2 separate regions of the Homo sapiens genome follow, and region 1 is linked to region 2. Evidence: read pairs that join two places in POLR2A ChIA-PET (ENCODE). Cell type or tissue: A673. All regions are shown on one strand. Each heading gives the region's core, and the rest is flanking DNA. Links, peaks and the distances in the headings are about the cores only. Region 1 overlaps CLRN1 (clarin 1). Region 2 overlaps SIAH2 (siah E3 ubiquitin protein ligase 2).

Region 1 (9,402 bases), core at 1-2,500, 220 kb before region 2:
CCGTGTTTACTGCAGGACTTTTTAAATCGGTGTGAACCATATGAAAAACCTATGACTCTGAGCAATTTCTTCTTCCTAGTTTTTATTATTTTATACTTGCTTTTTATTATAATATAGAGTTAATTCATTGTTACATAATTAAGGTTTTTGGAAATATTGGCAATTAAGATGCTTAAGTATTAATATTTATGTAAAAAATTATGGAGTCTTTTTAAAAAAGTAAACTTGGGGAAATAGGAAAGCTGTAAAGAATGATCTTTATGCTTTTTGTTCTTTATAAAAAGAACCAAGGTCATGGGCTCCGTATTTAACCAGGTTGCCACCTTTCTCATGATTTTGTTTCCTGCTCCCCACTCCCTCCCATTATTCCTGCTAAGACCTTTCCTGCTGCTAAATATTCAGTTTTCATTTTTAACTAATTTGGAATCATTTGGCTATAGAAATTTAAAATGATCTGCTGTGCTAACTGGGAAAGAAATGGATGCCTATTTAGTATAGAACATTTTAAACTGATTGACCTGCAAATCATGTAGAGAATATGAGAGAGATTTTCTTGTTGTGATTTTTGTGAAATGGAAGTGTAATCCACAGTATTTATAACCTGTTTATCTTAAGAAGAGAATTTTTAAAAATTACCATGTGAATAGGCAACTCATTAAATGAAAATTAATAGGAAGTCATTTGTTATATCTCTTACAACACACATTCAGAAGTTATTATTATTTCAGAAGGGCTGGTTTGGAACAACCTTATGAAGACACAGTCAGTAAATTACTGCATAAATCACTCTTCAGGAAAGGAGGTTACCAACTGAAGCATTTAAAATGAATTATTATTTTGCCCAGGTTTTTTTTTTCTTTCTAGTATAGGTAGAAGGCTAAATTAATTGAATTTATTATTAACATATGCAGTGCCTAATTAAATTTCAGTGCTGGTCTATTTATATTTCTGCAACATTCCTTATATCTTCTTAGCAGTCATTGGACACCAACCTTCAGCTCACATAGGTTACTAAGTGATATGAATTTTCATAGGGCTCCAGAAAATTTCCAAGAATTGGTTGTTAGCTTTTTAATTGATGAAGTGGATACCAGTTCTTTTCACTGAATGGCTTTTATTCATTAAGGTAATGGGGCTGTTAGAGTTGCTTAGTTTTCCTGGGGAAGGGGAAGGAAGAAAACAAAGCAGAATGTCATGTGATATGCAACTGTATTAAAAAACCGAAAAGGAAAAAAGTTGAGAGAGATGATTTAACCGTGAGTCACCGGCAGCCAAAGCGTGAGTAAAGCTTCTCACAGATGAATTTAGACAAAAGCGGAGAAGGTACTGGTGAATTTTCTGGAGCCTTTACATTTTCTACAGTGAAATGGAGATAAACTTTACTCATGCCATAGGACATGTTTCAAAACAATAATAAGATGTTTTCTGAACACTTACTACATACTAAGCACTTTATATGCTTTGTCTCATTTAATCCTTACACAGCCACATTCTTCTGGGGTTTAGCGAATGATTTTTGTGGTTGTGTCCTATGCTTGTCCTGTCTAAGGATGAAGTTGTTCTAATTGGGTGCCCCTCCTTTTGCTTTCTGTGAGGACTTGCAGAACTGGTGGGGTTTAAACAGTACCCTCACTTATCTCACAGAATTTCATTAGCTCCCAGATACCCCTGACATTCTCCCCCTAGCCTAGTGAAGAAAATCTTCCATTTACTTGTTCATTCTGCAGTGACAGCTCCATCAATATACAATAGACTATACATATTAAGTGTACTGTATATACTATACATGTTAAAAATCTCATTCATTTTGGTGAGGCCCAGCTAAGAATACTTACAGTAGAGCTTTTTTTTTTTTCCTAAGCATAAAAGTATCTTTTTCAATGCAGCATGAGACAGAGTTGGGAAAACCAAAATAAATAGATCCAATGGACTCCCCAAAGAGGATAATATTCATTTAAATAAACACCCCTCTCAGTGTTAAAACTTTCTAATCAACATGCCTTTGGGACACATTGCACCCTCAAAGTTTACACTCCCATTGCAACGCAGCTTTGTGGTTCACGTTTTTTCCATTCAGAATGTCATTACCCTGTCAATGATGTTTCATCAACGTTTGCTTGGATGAGAATCCTCTGATATTCTTCCTGATAGAAATGTATAAGCCCTGTTCATATAAATGAATAAAAGATCTAACCTTACTTTCTCAGTAGTGGCTTCCTTGGAGCAAAAAGCAGGGACCTCCAGAGAGCTCAGGTGGATGACTCTTTTCTGTTTCTTCCAGAGCTCAACTTACAATTAGTGCACAATTCATTTCCCAGAATGTCTTCTTTCTTATTGTGCCTTTAGAAAGTTATTAAGCAAACATTTGAATTCACAGAATCTTACCAGTGTAAGAGGAATGGAAAAGGTAACTTATCAAGGTAACAATCACTTCGTGGCCAGTTTTTTCGGCTCACTGCAACTACCCCTCCTGGGTTCAAGCGATTCTCCTGCCTCAGCCTCCCAAGTAGCTGGGACTACAGGCGTGCACCACCATGCCCAGCTAATTTTTTTTTTGTATTTTTAGTAAAGACAGGGTTTCACCATGTGGGCCAGGCTGGTCTCATGGCAAGTTTTCTTTGTGTTGTCATGTTATTATCAATTAATAGGAATTTATATTTCAGTTCTGTTAGGTGGATAAACACTATTTTGCATACCTAAATGTTTCATTTATATCAGCACTGGCCAATAAAAATATACTATAAGCAGGCCGGGTGCAGTGGCTCACGCCTGTAATCCCAACTTTTGGGAGGCCAACACTTTGGGAGGACACAGGGTCAGGAGATCGAGACCATCCTGGCTAACCTGGTGAAATCCCGTCTCTACTAAAAATACAAAAAATTAGCCGGGCGTGGCGGGGGCGCCTGTAGTCCCAGCTACTTGGGAGGCTGAGGCAGGAGAATGGCACGAACCCGGGAGGTGGAGCTTGCAGTGAGCCGAGATCTCGCCACTGCACTCCAGCCTTGGTGACAGAGCAAGACTCTGTCTCAAAAAAAAAAAAAAAAAAAAAAAAAAAAAAATATATATATATATATATATATTACAAGCCACAAGCCACATATGTACTTTTAAATGTCCTAGTAGCCATATTAGAAAACAAAAGTAAAAAGGAATAGATGAAATTAATTTTAATGATTTTTTTAAACCCAAGATATCCAAAATATTATCATTTTAACATATAATTAAAAATTTATTGAGATGTTTTACATTGTTTTTTTTTTTCTTGACGCTGTCTTGGAAATCTAGAGTGTATTTTACATTTACATTACATCTAATTCAGTCTAGCCACATTTCACATGCTCATTTTTTTGTGTGTGGTTTTATGGAGCAGAGAGTTTAATAGGCAAGAAAGAAAAGAGAAGGCAGAAGAAAATGGCTCCCCTGTACAGAGACGCGGGGGTGGGGCGCTCCAAAGCCAAAAGAGGAGGTCCCTAAGTATGGTAGACACCAGCCAGGAATATATGCAGTGTCTGGAGGAGGGGATGTCTGATTTGCATAGGGTCACATGCTCATTTTTATGGCTACTGTATTGGTCAGTACAGATTTAGATGGGGATTTGCTCTGAACAAGTTGGTGATTGATGGTGTTCATATTTTAATTGAATTTTTCCTGGGTTCTGCTGTACACTTGTATGTGTGTTAGTTTCATGTGCAATGCTTGTGTCACTTTTAAAACCCAGATATATGGCATAACATGAGAATGAAAAATGGACCAGAAAAATAGTTTGGCAATGTAGTCATGTTTGTTCCTATTAAATGTTCCCTATTGACCACTCTATCTCTTTTAATTATAACAAGAATCTGCCCTGCCAGCATGCCCAGTTACGCTGGGAAAACTTCTGCCTCATTTACTCTGGCTGATTCTCATCCACTTATGGGTCAGTGGTTCATTTTCTAGAGGTCACCAGCATTCATACCTAGCATACAATTTCATTCATTATAATGAAGGAATGTTTTCCCTTCAAAGAGACACAACTAGTGGGCTTAATTTTTCTTGATATGTCACCTGTAAAATTTTAATGATGATGTTTAAACTCTAAATGTAGCCATCAAGACAAAAACTGCAAATTTTGAGCCTCAGTGTGTGTGGGTGGGTTTCTGTTTCGGTAATTTGAAACATTGCAGAATATCATCAAAATATGATACCCAAGAATCATATGGTATCAATCATTCCTAGATATACTGATCTATTCATTGCCAAGATAGTTCAATGAGCTGGCAAAAACATATGGAATTATTTTCTTAAAATGTGAAAAATAAAATTTAACCAATCATGTATCACAGCTTGCAACTTTAGTCATACTTTGAAAAGCATTTTAATTTGGACCTCATGATTGAAAATTTATAAAAAGCTGAACAGAAATTAGTTCACTTCATATTTTAGAAAAGCAGAGTTTCTTTACTAAATGAGGCATTTGACCCAAATTGGAGAGAAAATGTTGAAACTACTTCTGTGAGCAAGCAGGTGGCTTCTCAAACACATGTTGGGATGAAATGGTTGGGCCTCAGGGTCTCAGTGCCTGTCACTGAGAGTTGGCACTCTCTATCTCCATGGTCTCCTCCAAGTGTGACTCTTGTCTCTTGCTGACCTGACCTGCCCCAAGTGACTCACTGGTCATGACCCTGCACACCTTGCGTCTCTCCTATCACCCTGCCGATGGCAGAGCTACAAAGGTCTTTGATGTAGCTCTGTCTGATATCCTGTGTTTCCCCCTATGGTCTGTGTGGAAGCAGGTATGGGGGTGTGTAAAGGGGAAGCCTATGAAGTTCATCTGCAAAGACTACCTGGTTAGGGGAGGAGAGGAAGAAGCTATATGCACCATTTCACCAGCAAGCATGGGCTCTTCTGCCTTTTAGCTTAGGGGTCCTGTTGTCTAGTCTCACTCACCTATTAAAACAGTCCAGCAAATAGAGGTTTTGTTTACCTCCCATTAAAAAAAAAGCAATTAATGGAATAGAAGATAATAATGTATGAGAAGCACTATTGTGAAAGAAAAACCTTCAACTTCTCTCAGCCAAATAATTGCTTCCTCCTCTGTCCTTCCCAGACCTTGATGTTTGCTCTATTATTTCAAAACAACTATATTATAAATATTTGAGAATGTGTATTTCCCTGCAAGGAGATCTTAATCCCCAAGAAGGCAGGAGCTGTGTATTATTCATCCCAGTGCTCCTTCAAACCAGGGCCTCAGACAGTGCATGGCCCAAAGAGGTACTTAATAAACGTTTGGTAAACTGACACTATTGAAATTAAGCAACCTGGATTTGAGGTGGGTCTCTGCCACTCACAAGAGATTACGCTTTGAGAAAATTCCATCACTTCATTGATTTTCAGTTCTTGCATCTGTATATGGGAGACGATACTAGGTGATTTCTGACATCTCTCACCGTTTAAATGCTCTGTGATCTATACAACGAGGGGCTCGCTGTTCTAGACAAGTTCCTTCCAGCTTTACAGTTGCATAACCCTTCTAATCTTAGTCACATGATGACTCCACTGACAGATTTTTGGCCACCATCATTAGACATGCTGAGTTACGTGTGCCTTTGCTCTGATCCTCAAAACTCATGATTTTTAAAGTTTTCTGAAATATCTACCATTTATCAGGATCCAGATGGATTTCATGACCAAAGTGGATGTTTCTTTTCTCTCCCATTACAATCTTTTACTTTTTGTGTGGGAAATTGCATGTTAAAGAAAGGGAAATTGAAGAATGGGATGCTTTGGAATTCTGGCAAGATGGATTAGTGGGTTCCAGAAAGTAGGGGCAGCCACAAATACCGAAATAAATGAGATCGTATTATTGAGAAAGCACAAATGGAAGAAGGTCAAAAGCAAGAAGAAGCTGACATCCTGCTTCCTCCAATTTTTGCTTTCTCTGTTTTTCCAAGAAACTCCTCTTCCAAGCCTTGCTGAAAAACTCCACTTTCCTAAATCTAACTTCTTAAACTGATAATGGCAAGAAGTTAGGAATGACCAATATGTTTAACACTCCAAGAGTATTTGTTTTGTTTTGTTTTGAGACTGGGTCTCACTCTGTCGTCCAGCCTGGAGTGCAGTGGTGTGATCACAGCTCACTGCAGCCTTGACCTCTCCTGCCCAAGGAATCCTCCCACCTCAGCCTCCTGAGTAGAAGGGACCACAGGCATGTGCCACTACACCTGGCTAACTTTTAAAAAATTTTTTTGTAGAGATGGGGTTGCCCAGGCAGGTCTCAAACTGCTGGGCTCAAGCAATCCTCCTGCATTGGCCTCCCAAAGTGCTGGAATTATGGGCATAAGCCACTACGCCTGACCTCTCCAAGGGCATTCTTTACCCAGAAGAGGAACTTGGCAGAACTTATCCTCCAATTGGTGAGGAATATGGAGAAAATGACTTTAAGCAAAGGAACTTCTGGTTCTGCCTACCTAATCCAGAAAAAGAAGTTTTATTTCTCCCTTCCCCTAGTAACTATCTTCCCATATTCACATAAAAAAGTACAGAATCAACATTGTTCAAGAATTATAATTTTACTTGTAAGCACATGTGCACACGCACACCCATATACCTTCCTTCCCTTTAAATCATCCCACACCCTAATAGTAGTAAAATCATTGACCCGAGCATACCTGGGAGAGGAAGAGGAGTCTGACAGGGGCAGGTTCTAAGTGGCACTCCTGGAACTTAACCCTGGTGTATATGAACTTTACCTATTGAAGGATGACTCCTCAACTGTTCTCACAATTTGCTGCTCTGCTTTCTTTTCTAATTTCTGAAGGTGACTCATCTTCCCCAAGGACTTTCAGACTTCTCAGAAGAAAAAAATATTGGGTGGGTCTCTGCCACTGGCAAAAGATTAGACTTTGAGAATCATAAAAGTATATCAGTATATACTCATTAATATTGAATTACTATAATTAATATTATGATATTGATATAATGATAGAATGATATTGATAAAAGCAATATTCAATAATGAATATTATTTCAGCTGCCCACTTATTGGGTGCCTCATAGGTGCCAGGCATTTTGTATGTATTATCTACAACCCTTACATGGGACATATTATGATGCTGTTTCTCTTGAAGAAATATGGAAACTGGAAACAGAGAGGTCACCACAATTTTCCAAAGTCACATAGCTAATAGGTAGCAGACTTGGGATTCAAATTCATATGCATATGGTAAATCATGCTCTTCCTCTGCTACATTTTGCCCCCTTAGAATATGAAAAAGGGATACAAAGAGATGAAGAAAATATGTAAGATTATCCTTCAATTTCACTATCTTTTTTAAAGTTTTTTTTATTATACTTTAAATTCTGAAATACATGTGCAGAACATGCAGGTTTGTTACATAGGTATACACGTGCCATGATGGTTTGTTGCACCCATCAACCTGTCATCTACATTAGGTATTTTTCCTAATGCTATCCCTCCCCTAGTCCCCCACCCACCGACAAGCCCCGGTGTGTGATATTCCCCTCCCTGTGTCCATGTGTTCTCATTGTTCAACTCCCACTTATGAGTGAGAACATGCGGTGTTTGGTTTTCTGTTCCTGCGTCAGTTTGCTGAGAATGATGGTTTCCAGCTTCATTCATGTTCCTGCAAAAGGCATGAACTCATTTTATGGCTGCATACCATTCTATGGTATACATGTGCCACATTTTCTTAATCTAGTCTATCATTGATGGGCATTTGGCTTAGTTCCAAGTCCTTGCTATTGTGAACAGTGCTGCAATAAACATATGTGGGCATATGTCTTTATAGTAGAATGATTTATAATCCTTTGGGTATAGACCCAGTAATGGGATTGCTGGGTCAAATGGCATTTCTGGTTCTAGGTCCTTCAGGAATTGCCACACTGTCTTCCACAATAGCTGAACTAGTTTACACTCCCACCAACAGTGTAAAAGCGTTCCTATTTCTCCACATCCTCTCCAACATCTGTTGCTTCCTGACTTTTTAATGATTGCCATTCTAATTGGAGTGAGATGGTATCTCAGTGTGGTTTTGATTAGCATTTCTTTAATGACAAGTGATGATGAGCTTTTTTTCATGTTTGTTGGCCGTATAAATGTCTTCTTTTGAGAAGTGTCCGTTCATATCCTTTGCCCACTTTTTAACGGGGTTTTTTCTTGTAAATTTGTTTAACTTCCTTGTAGATTCTGGATATTAGTCCTTTGTCAGATGGGTAGATTGCAAAAATTTTCTTCCATTCTGCAGGTTGCCCGTTCACTCTGATAATAGTTTCTTTTGCTGCGCAGAAGTTTTTTTAGTTTAATTAGATCCCATTTGTCAATTTTGGCTTTTGTTGCCATTGCTTTTGGTGTTTAGTCATGAAGTCTTTGCCCACGCCTATGTCCTGAATGGTAATGCCTAGGTTTTCTTCTAGGATTTTTATGGTTTTAGGTCTTATGTTTAAATCTTTAATCCATCTTGAGTTAATTTTTGTATAAGGTATAAGGAAGGGGTCCAGTTTAGTTTTCTGCATATGGCTAGCCAGTTTTCCCAACACCATTTATTAAATAGGGAATCCTTTCCCCGTTGCTTGTTTTTGTCAGGTTTGTCAAAGAGCAGATGGTTGTAGATGTGTGGCATTATTTCTGAGGCCTCTGTTCTGTTTCATTGGTCTCTGTATCTGTTTTGATACAAGTACCATGCTGTTTTGGTTACTGTAGACTTGTAGTATAATTTGAAGTCAGGTAGCGTAATACCTCCAGTTTTGTTCTTTTTGCTTAGGATTGTCTTGACTATTCAGGCTCTTTTTTGGTTCCATATGAAATTTAAAGTAGTTTTTTCTAATTCTGTGAAGAAAGTCAATGGTAGCTTGATGGGAAAAGCATTGAATCTATAAGTTACTTTGGGCAGTATGGCCATTTTCATGATATTAATTCTTCCTATCCGTGAGCATGGAATGTTTTTCCATTTGTTTGTGTCCTTTCTTATTTCCTTGAGCAGTAGTTTGTAGTTCTCCTTGAAGAGGTCCATCACATCCCTTGTAAGTTGTATTCCTAGGTATTTTGTTCTCTTTGTAGCAATTGTGAATGGAAGTTCACTCATAAGTTTGCTCTCTGTTTGTCTGTTATTGGTGTATAGGAATGCTTGTGATTTTTGCACATTGATTTTGTATCCTGAGACTTTGCCGAAGTTGCTTATCAGCTTAAGGAGATTTTGGGCTGAGACGACAGGGTTTTCTAAATATACAATCATCTCATCTGCAAACAGAGACAATTTGACTTCCTCTCTTCCTATTTGAATACGCTTTATTTCTTTCTCTTGCCTGTTTGCCCTGGCCAGAACTTCCAATACTGTGTTGAATAGGAGTGTTCACCACCTATTTTAAGAATAGTATTGAAGCCTCACAAAAGCTGGTTCTCATGTA
Region 2 (9,917 bases), core at 4,512-7,011:
TAACCATAATAGAATTGTGTTGTTCCCAAGAGAAAGGGAAGGAAACAGTTATGCTATATGGAGCATGAAGTTTCACTTTCAGGATCTAGAACTCTGGTTCCTATGAAAGCATACGTTCTTTCCTAACGTGAAACAGGCTACTGAAATCAACCTTGAAGAGTAGTTCTGGGAATCAGGGGTTCTCAGCCTTTCTGTACATGTCAGTGGTTTTCTGAGTCTCTATTCTATAAGAATGCAGTGGGGTAAAGCTATTACTTTGCAAGCTGAAATTTAAAAGGGCCAATTATTCCCCTGCAGACCAAGAACCAAGCTTAGGATGTGATCTTGGGGATGCTTTTGTGTGTGCATGTGTGTGAGTTGTATAAAGCTGGGGTGTGTGTCCCTCACCTTTGGTTGATCAATAATCCAAACTATTGGCAGGGCAGCTCAGCCAGTTAGTCTGGATAAACCAAACTTGAATGTATACATAGGCCCAGCGACCAACCAAGATGTGTTAGTTGTAGAGGATGAGAAACAACAGAGAGCCGTAAGGCCTGTATCAAACTTAAAACAAGGCAGATCTGTTTACCTAGCCCTTTGGCCTACAGTTTGAGGCTCCTAGAAATTATGGGACTGCCTTTTTACTGTCCCCACCTGCTCTCAGAATCTCTCATGGGCTGGCTCATGTGAAAAAAACCAACGTTGAATAAAGTACCAGAGCCCACATCTCAAGAGCTGCCACTGTTTGCCTGAAAGACCACCTCCCAGGGCCTTGATTTCCTCATCTATACAAATGAGAGATGAATCTGCTTGACTTCTAAGGACCTGTAGCTTCTAGCATTCTATGAAAAGAAGGGAGGCTATCTGGAATGTTATTGGATGCCCTCTATCTGCCAGTTACTTTGCAGGGGTCAGCTTTTACTAGTTTGCCTTTTTTTTTTTTCAGATGAGGAAACTCATGCCTACAGAGTGGTTAAATGTGAAGTGACTTGTCAAATCACACAGCTAGTAAGAGGACCAGTCCAAGCACCTGCATCTCAAAGGCACAGATGTTTTGTCCTACACCTTACTACGTAGGGATTTCGAATCTGAGTGTATACTCAAGATTCTGAATCATAACTCAAGGTTGACACCAGTAACAAAACCGTCTGGTTGGATGAGTTCACCAGATGGGCCTCTTATGGGACCATCCCAAAATGACAACATACATACTCACTATGAAATTCATTGGCAGGAATTTTGTAGGGCATGTAGGGTAGGAAGATGGGAGGGTGGGGGAAACCTACAAACCTAGTATTTTGTGGGGTATCATCACAGCTCTGGACTGCTTCAGTTGGCAAAAAAATGGATGTATTGCCAAATAACTATCCCACTTAGGTTTAGGGTAATTAATTAAAGGCTAGAGTGTTGCCAGCACCTTTGATATGGGGAACCGGATGCATTATTAGCTCAGATCTTTGGGTGTGGTGACTCATGCCTGTAATCCCAGCACTTTGGGAGGCAGAGGTGAGCAGATCACCTGAGGTCAGGAGTTCGAGACCAGCCTGGACAACATAGTGAAACCCTGTCTCTACTAAAAATACAAAAATTAGGGCCAGGCGCAGTGGCTCACGTCTGTAATCCCAGCACTTTGGGAGGCTGAGGTGGGTGGATCACCTGAGGTCAGGAGTTTGAGACCAGCCTGACCAACATGGAGAAACCCCGTTTCTACTAAAAATACAAAAAAGTTAGCTGGGCATGGTGGCACATGCCTGTAATATCAGCTACTCAGGAGACTGAGGCAGGAGAATTGCTTGAACCCGGGAGGCAGAGGTTGCAGTGAGCCAAGATCACGTCATTGCATTCCAGCCTGGGCAACAAGAGTGAAACTCAGTCTCATTAAAAAAAAAAAAAAAAAAAATAGCCAGGTGTGGTGGCAGGCACCTGTAATCCCAGCTACTCAGGAGGCTGCGGCAGGAGAATCGCTTGAACCCAGGAGGTGGAGGTTGCAGTGAGCTGAGATTGTGCCACTGCACTCCAGCCTGGGTGACAGAGCAAGACTCTGTGTCAAAAAAAAAAAAAAAAAAATGGAATGTCTAATAGTGTATGGCTTTCTTCCGCTTGGGGTATTTTTTAATCCATTCTGTGGCTTGTTCCATGCCTGAGAACTTTTGACATCCTGTGCCCAGACTTAAACTCACCCCTTCAGTGTGTGGGTTTAGGGGGAGAAGTGAAGGTTGACACATTCATATCAACAACATAGTCTACTTTACCATCCAACGATGTATTTTGATATCAGCCAAGTATTTCTCTCTACAACTGTGAGCAATGCTAATCCACTCCAGCCTTCTTACACTGTAATGATACCTTTTCTTTGTCCTCTCTGAAAGTTTCTAGTAGCATATCTCCAAATAATTATTGAATTTGAAAGCCTCAGCTGGACAAGTCTTCTCTGTGGTTGAATTGTGACAATGTCTGTGTTCCTTAAAAAAATAAAAAATAACATAAAACCAAGTAAGGTTAGACAAAACAGTTGAAAGTTTAAAATCCCTTGGCCTCATCTAGTTCAGTGGAGACAAACTTTCTAAATGGGAGGAGGGCCATGTAATGAGAGGAGAGGAGAGGAGAGAAGTATTTGATGCACTCATGGCCTCAGGGTCAGGGAGACCTGGAGGAGCAGTGGAGATGGTGGAGAGCCAGAGAACAGGTGCCACCTCCCAAGAGGCAGCCTTTACTCACCTCTGGCTGATTGGTGGGGTTGGGGATGTGGGTACAGGCATATCAGACCTTTAGATTTTTTTCAAGAAAAGCCAGAAATCTGGATCTTTTTTTTTTCCTTTAAGAGATGTCATCTCACTATGTTGCCCAGGCTGGTCTTGATACTCCTGAGCTCAAGCAATCCTCCTATCTCGGCCCCCCAAAGTGCTGGGATTACAAGTGTGAGCCACCGTGCCCAGCCTGGATTTTTTTTTTATGTTAAATATCTCGATTTTTTTTCTAGCATTGGCTGACTTCACATGTATAACCACCACTTGCAGACAAAGCGAACCACCACGTCTCCAGGCCAAATTCCAGCTGCCAGCATGCAGCCTCTGATCTGATTCTCTTGTAGAAGCATTCCTTGAGCCTGGAAGTTCTCATTTAACTCTTGCCATACATGAACTTTGGAACTCTGTTAGGCCCTAACTGTTGGTGATTTTGTAGCTTGTTTTCTTTTCATCTTCATTTTGCCAAGAGAATATTATTTTCTGGCCATCAGGAACCCTCAGATGATGGCCTTGTGACTAGATGTTTGACTCTATACAGGTCAGTTTCTTTTTTGCACCTGAGGGTCTTTAAGAGAAGGGATTGGACTAAATGATTATCCCAAGGTTCTTTCTTACCCTAAAATTTTAAAATATAGTAAGCGGTCCCAGTGAAAAGAACGTGAGCCAGGAAACAGAAGACCTGGGTTCTCGTCCTGGCTTTGTGTGACTTTGGTCCAGTCACATACTTCCCTGACCCTGTTTGTTCATCCATTAGAAAGAACGGAGATGACGCCTAGTTAGTGGGTGCTTGGAAATCAGATTAGAAGTGCTGTTGAGGGCTTTTGCTTCACCATATGGAATGGAATATGGGGGGTATTGGGGTGGTTGGAAGGTTGCAATGGGGGATCACCTGGAAGCAGGAAGCACAAGCCGATTAGCCAAAAATACTTTCAAAAATTTCTTCCTAACCCCCAGAATTCTCCTAACACAAAACTATTTACTTTGGAAGTTGTCCCTGAAGTCCTCACTACTGCCTGACATGGGCAAGGTTGGCCCATAAAAGCACAGAGTGAACTGGCAAGGACCAGAGTCCACATACATTAACTCCGGGGCTCAAGATTTTAAAGAACAAAATTGATAATACACCTTTCGTTGTAGTTTACTTTTTGTATAAAGCAGAAGCATTAGAATACTATATGGCAGTACTTAAGCTTAATGGTAATTCCACACATAACTGGCCAAAGATTTTTCACAGGTCACCATGACCTGGAACTAGAGTAAATAGTTATCAGTGAAAGTTGAGCCTTAGTATAACCAGAACAGAGGCTTACCAAAAGTTACAGCAGGTCTGGCCTATAAAATACCAGCCCAAGATTGGGATAGACTCTCCCGTTCTGTGGTAGAGCTGTTTTTTGAAGCCCCATTAAAAAGTACTGTATACATGAATATAGTGAGGCTTCACTGTAAAATGTCTTAAGCATCAGATTTTGCTTCTGACAAAATTTGTGAGACATGGCCGTTCTTATTCAAACCCATAAGGTCCTCACTCCTTGAAAGGGGCACGTAGCAGATACACATTTGCTAAACTGTGTACCAGTGCCAGCATTTGGAGCCACTGTGTATTGCTGGCGAGTTTTTCAGGACATGATCATACACAGGGTATTTGAATGTGGTTCCACGCTGGACATCCTGAAAAGGAAAATAAGAAAGTCTTCCTGATCAAATGTATCTTTATTTTAAGATTCGGGGTATCCTTTTAAGGCTGATGAAGGATACTGAAATGCTCTACAGAATTTCATCAGCTTTGCCCTAGATTGCAAAACTGTTGTTTTCCTCATTTCCAGTTTGGTAAAGATTTTATGTAATGATTTTTAGACTGTGTAGCATCTATGGAATAAAAGGGTTTTCCTGTTCTCAGTTTTTGCCCACAGGTGATATACAGATGGATGAAAAATATTCCTGGTCAGGTGTGGTGGCTCATGCCTGTAATCCCAGCATTTTGGGAGGCTGAGGAGGGCAGATCATGAGGTCAGGAGTTCAAGACCAGCCTGACCACCATGGTGAAACCCCGTCTCTACTAAAAATACAAAATTTGTGCCAGGCACAGTGGCTCACACCTGTAATCCCAACACTTGGGAGGCCGAGGCGGGCAGATCACCTGAGATTGGGAGTTCGAGACCAGCCTGACCAACATGGAGTAACCCTGTCTCTACTAAAAATAAAAAATTAGCCAGGCGTGGTGGCGCATGCCTGTAATCCCAGCTACTTGGGAGGCTGAGAGGCAGGAGAATCACTTGAACCCAGGAGGCGGAGGTTGTGGTGAGCTGAGATCGCACCATTGCACTCCAGCCTGGGCAACAAGAGTGAAACTCCGTCTCAAAAAATAAAAAAAATAAATAAATAAATACAAAAATTAGCTGGGCATGGTGGCTCGTGTCTATACTCCCAGCTACTCAGAGGGCTGAGGTGGGAGGATCGCTTGAGCCCAGGAGGTCCAGGCTGCAGTGAGCTGAGATCTTGCCAATACCCTCCAGCCTGGGTGACAGAGTGAGACCCTGTCTCAAAAAAAAAAAAAAAAAAAAAAAAAAGGGAAGAAAAGAAAAAGAAAAATATTCTTTTGCTAATGCGCCGGCCTATGCACTGCTTTAAAATTTTGAATCAGCAAAGATAGTATCTTTGGGTCCCTTTTACCCCCAGGATCCCTCTAACTCTGGCAGTTTTGAGGGCAGCCCCTCATCTGGCCTGGTCCAAATCCCAACTCCAGCCCCACTGTGACTGGCTGGTGACCTCTCCAAGCCTCAAGGTTGCCTTGAGGACCAAACACACTAATAATTCATGCAAAGTGCCTGACACAGCCCAGGCACTAAATAAATGTGCTCAGTTAGAAGCTAACAGAAACTAAATGGCCGATGTCTGAGGTCAGGTTCATGCATAAACTTGAAAAAAAGGAATCATTCCTATTTTTTCCCATAGATTTTCCCAATGAGCTTCCCTTCCCTACTCTTAATCATATAGCATTTTCATAGAGCTGTGTAAGTTGGCCCTTGTATTGGTTTTTCAGTGATGAGGATTTTTTTTCATTTCTTTAAATTTTTTGAGAGGGAAAACTGGTTAGATTAAGCAGCATTTTAAATTATATGTATTATATTTTGTGTATTTTTACATATTATGTTTTCTAAAGTTATGATTATTTTTAAATGTAGAACATATAGAAAATAGTATAAAATTAAAATCTCCTATAATCTCCCTCACCTAAAGATAACCACTATACCATTTTGCATACATCCTTGCAAACTTATTTCTACATCGGTGGAGTTTTTCTTTAAAAACAAAAACAAAAACAAAACAAGTGAGATGGTGATATGGTTTGGGTCTATGTCCCCATCAAGTCTCATGTTCAATTGTAATCCCCAATGTTGGAGGTGGGGCCTGGGGCAGGTGGTTGGATCTTGGGGGTGGATTTCTCATGAATGGCTTAGCACTATCCTCTTGGTGCTGTTCTCATGATAGTGAGTCTTATGAGATCTGGTTATTTAAGAAGTGTGAAGCACCTCTCCCACCCTTGCTCCTGCTCTTGCCATGTGAGATGCCTCACTCCCCCTTTGCCTTCCACCATGATTGGAAGCTTTCTGAGGCCTCCCTAGAAGCAGAAGCCACTATGCTTCCTGTACAGCTTGCAGAACCGTGAGCCAATTAAACCTCTTTTCTTTATAACTTACTCAGTCTCAAGTATTTCTTTGTAGCAATTTGAGAATAGAACAATACAGGTGAGGAATCCTATTGTCTACACTGTTTCATAATCTGCTTCTTTATCTAACACATTCTTTATCTAACACATCGTGACTGCTTTTCTACAGTGATAAATATTCTTTAGGATCATATTTAATGGCCACATATTGCAGTTCTATAACAGTACCAGAGTTATTTAATCAGGCTCCTATTTGTGGTCATTTAAATTCTCTTTTCTTACTGAGATTTTTTTTTTAAAGCACTGCTATAACCAAATCTTTGTACACAAAAATATAGTTATTTCCTAAAGTTAAATTCCTTGAAGTTGGATGGTAGAGCCCAAGGGTATATGCAGAAATCTCAGTGTTTTTTTTTTGTTTTTTGTTTCGAGACAGGGTCTAGTTCTGTCATCCAAGCTGGAGTGCAGTGGCATAATCACAGCTCACTGCAGCCTCAACCTCCTGGGCTCAGGGGATCCTCCCACCTTAGCCTCTTGAGTGGCTGGGATTACAGGCACACACCATCAGGCTTGGCTAATGTTTGTATTTTTTGTAGGAACAGGGTTTCACCATGTTGCCCAGGCTGGTCTTGAACACCTGAGCTCAAGTGATTCGGCTTCAGCTTCCTGAAGTGGCAGGATTACAGGCATGAGCCGCCACACCCGGCCTGAGAAATTGAAGCTTTTTGATAGTAGAACCAAATTGTTTTCTCCCTTAGAATGGTTTACAGTTGAATGTCCATTTCTTCCCAGCAGCACCGACATTGGGTGTTACCTTTTGGTTTTCTTAATGCCACAGCCTGCTTTTTCTCCCTGGTGCAGTGTCAGGCCAGAGTTGGCCGCTGCTGACCCCACCAACTTTACATCATACTCACTCTTGCCTTGGAATCTCCTGCAGTTCCAGGCCCTCTCCTTCCCACAACCCATCTGCCTAGCCAGTTCTTGCCTCTGCTCACCCCTCTCGTCTTTCTGAAACTCTCCTAAGTCTACTGGTGGAGACAGATGTGCCAATAGGGCAGAGCCCGTCTGAAGTACTAGGAGCCGAAAGGAGTCCGAAGACCTTGCTGCCATGGTGGCACCAGCTGCATGTTGAAGGTGCGCAGCGGTTTGCCTGTGAAGAAAGAAGGGATGGAAGCTCATAAGGAGGCTGTGTGGGAGGCCAGCAAAGTTGCTTGTGAAGGATGTTGCTTGCCTTGCTTATAGATGGCCCGAGCTAGGCACCCATGCTCGTGCAGTTTTTAAGTTTGGGGGCAGAAACTCCAGTCTGGACTAATTACATATACAGTGTCTTTTTCACTACAACCTCTTGCTTTTTCTGTGCCCACTCTACCCTTCTGAGGAACAGTGATCCCTCTTCCCATTCTAGACCCAAGGAGTGGCTTTTGCAGGGATGGCAGTGGTACCAGCAGGTCCTCTTATTAGGGTTGCCAGATAAATACAGAGTGCCCAGTTAAATTTGAATTTCAGATAAACAACAAATAACTTGCGGGGCCGGAGAAGAATAATAAGTATATTCCAAACATTGCCTGAGAGACATCTTGTATTTTTATTTGATAATTTTTTTTTTTTAATACTGAGATGGAGTCTCGCTCTGTCGCCCAGGCTGGAGTGCAGTGGTGCGATCTTGGCTCACTGCAACCTCTGCCGCCCGGGTTCAAGTGATTCTCATGCCTCAGCCTCCCGATTAGCTGGCATTTCAGGCTCATGCCATCACGCCCGGATAATTTTTGTATTTTCAGTAAAGACATGACTTCGCCATGTTGGCCAGACTGTTCTCGAACTCCTGACCTCAGGTGATCCGCCTGCCTCGGCCTCCCAAAATGCTGGGATTACAGGCGTGAGCCACTGCACCTGGCCTATTTAATAATTTTACAACCCTACCACTTAAGTCTTTTGGTGAATTCAGTTGCTTTCGTTGAGAAATAAAGACTGCTGAGGGGAATAGAGCTGTTTGAAGAACTGTCAGGGCAGTTATGTGGTTGTGCAGGTGGGAACCTGGCATGGAAGAGTGAGGGCATACTGAAAGGGTGGGTGTGGTACTGGTCACATGGCATAGAGCCTTTAACTCAGCTTTTAAGTGTTTTGTTTGCTTGAACATGCACTTTGAAAGGACCTCACAAAACTGGTTCTCCATGACAATGTGTGGTTACCTGCTAACTCTGGCTATGGACAGATGAGAAACATACATGGTCAAAAGTCAACCTTTGTTTAAAGTTTCTAAGATTAAAAATAAACCCCTGCCAGCCCTGGGAGTCTCTGTAAGGCTAAACACACCCTCCCTTGATAGCAGGGTGTTCTCAGATTTCTGCAGTAATAATTATGCCAGGCCAGTTGTGGTGGCTCATGCCTATAATCCCAACACTTCGAGAGGCTGACATGGGAGGATCACGTGAGGCTAGGAGTTTGAGATCAGCCTGGGCAACACAGCAGGACCCTGTCTCTTTTTAAAAAGAAAGAAAAGAAATTTATGCCAAAGTCTTCCCAAGACACCTCTTAGTAAGAAAGCTAAAAGGTGGTTTGTTGACTTTCTCTTAGGCAAAAAGGACAGATTTTTGGGCCCAAGATTTTAATTAGAATTGTCTTCCCCAGAAGAAATTTAGTAAAGTGAACAGTAAGTGTTTCCTTACTCTCACCACTGTTTGGTGACACTGTTTGACTTGACAGTTCTAGTGCTGAGTAATAGTGTCTTCTCCTATCACTGTCTGTAAAACTGTTACTGCACTATTGGTTGATGATATCTCTCTCTTTTTTTTTTCTTAAGAGACAGAGTCTCTCTCTGTCACCCAGGCTGGAGTTCAGTGGCGTAATCTCGGCTCACTGTAACCTCCACCTCCCGGGTTCAAGCAATTCTCCTGCCTCAGCCTCCTGACTACAGGCACATGCTGCCACGCCCGGCTAATTTCTTTTGTATTGTAGTAGAGATGGGGTTTCACCATGTTGCCCAGGCTGGTCTCGAACTCCTGAGCTCAGGGAATCCGCCTGCCTCAGCCTGCCAAAGTGCTAGGATTACAGGCATGAGCCACCGTGTCAGGCCTGATTATCTCTTCACACTGCCTCACAGCAGAGTTCAGGAATTTACCATTCAAGTTAAGGGAAAATACGCTAAGGTTCTTAGAGGAAGGATGCTAGACAGATGCAGGTTGAATATTATAAATAAGTCACAAGAACAGATTTCACTTTCTCCTGTTTCCCAAGCCTTAACATGATTAACTTGAAGAGTCTACAACTCTTCCACTGTTAATAATAGTCAAGGAGGAAGTCATAGACAGTTTTATAGACCCACTCATAGGTGATTTGGTAGGCTCCAGGTCACACAGGACACTGGCTACTTGAGTTCCAATCACAGCTACTCTACCATTGTTGTAAACATATTTTAAGCAAGAGGAACATACAGCCATCAAAAGGACAACTGTGCTCATGTTTTCCAGTCTAGGTAAGATCTCAGAAAGGCTATAAACCTTCTCACTGCCAGGCATGGTGGCTCA

What was found. ChIA-PET counts read pairs that join two places held together with the same protein. Peaks named below come from ENCODE experiments on the same cell type or tissue, not always from the same donor. Only the 100,000 strongest peaks of a DNase experiment are listed, where the experiment ranks them.
Region 1: POLR2A ChIA-PET joins it to region 2 with 13 read pairs; 2 of 35 experiments call an interaction of 5 or more read pairs at or near these places.

What each region holds. Positions count from the first base shown.
Region 1 is chr3:150,962,971-150,972,372 of GRCh38, reverse strand. All of the region lies in intron 1 of CLRN1 (clarin 1), which reads left to right. Among named protein-coding and RNA genes, the nearest start is that of CLRN1-AS1, 5.0 kb to the left of the region's middle. In A673, for the core only: no CTCF peak of the experiment used is centred there; no DNase peak of the experiment used is centred there.
Region 2 is chr3:150,750,699-150,760,615 of GRCh38, reverse strand. The region is part of intron 1 of SIAH2 (siah E3 ubiquitin protein ligase 2); the gene reads left to right. Among named protein-coding and RNA genes, the nearest start is that of SIAH2-AS1, 6.3 kb to the left of the region's middle. RefSeq lists an enhancer at 1,127-1,186. In A673, for the core only: no CTCF peak of the experiment used is centred there; no DNase peak of the experiment used is centred there; H3K27ac peaks cover 77 bases.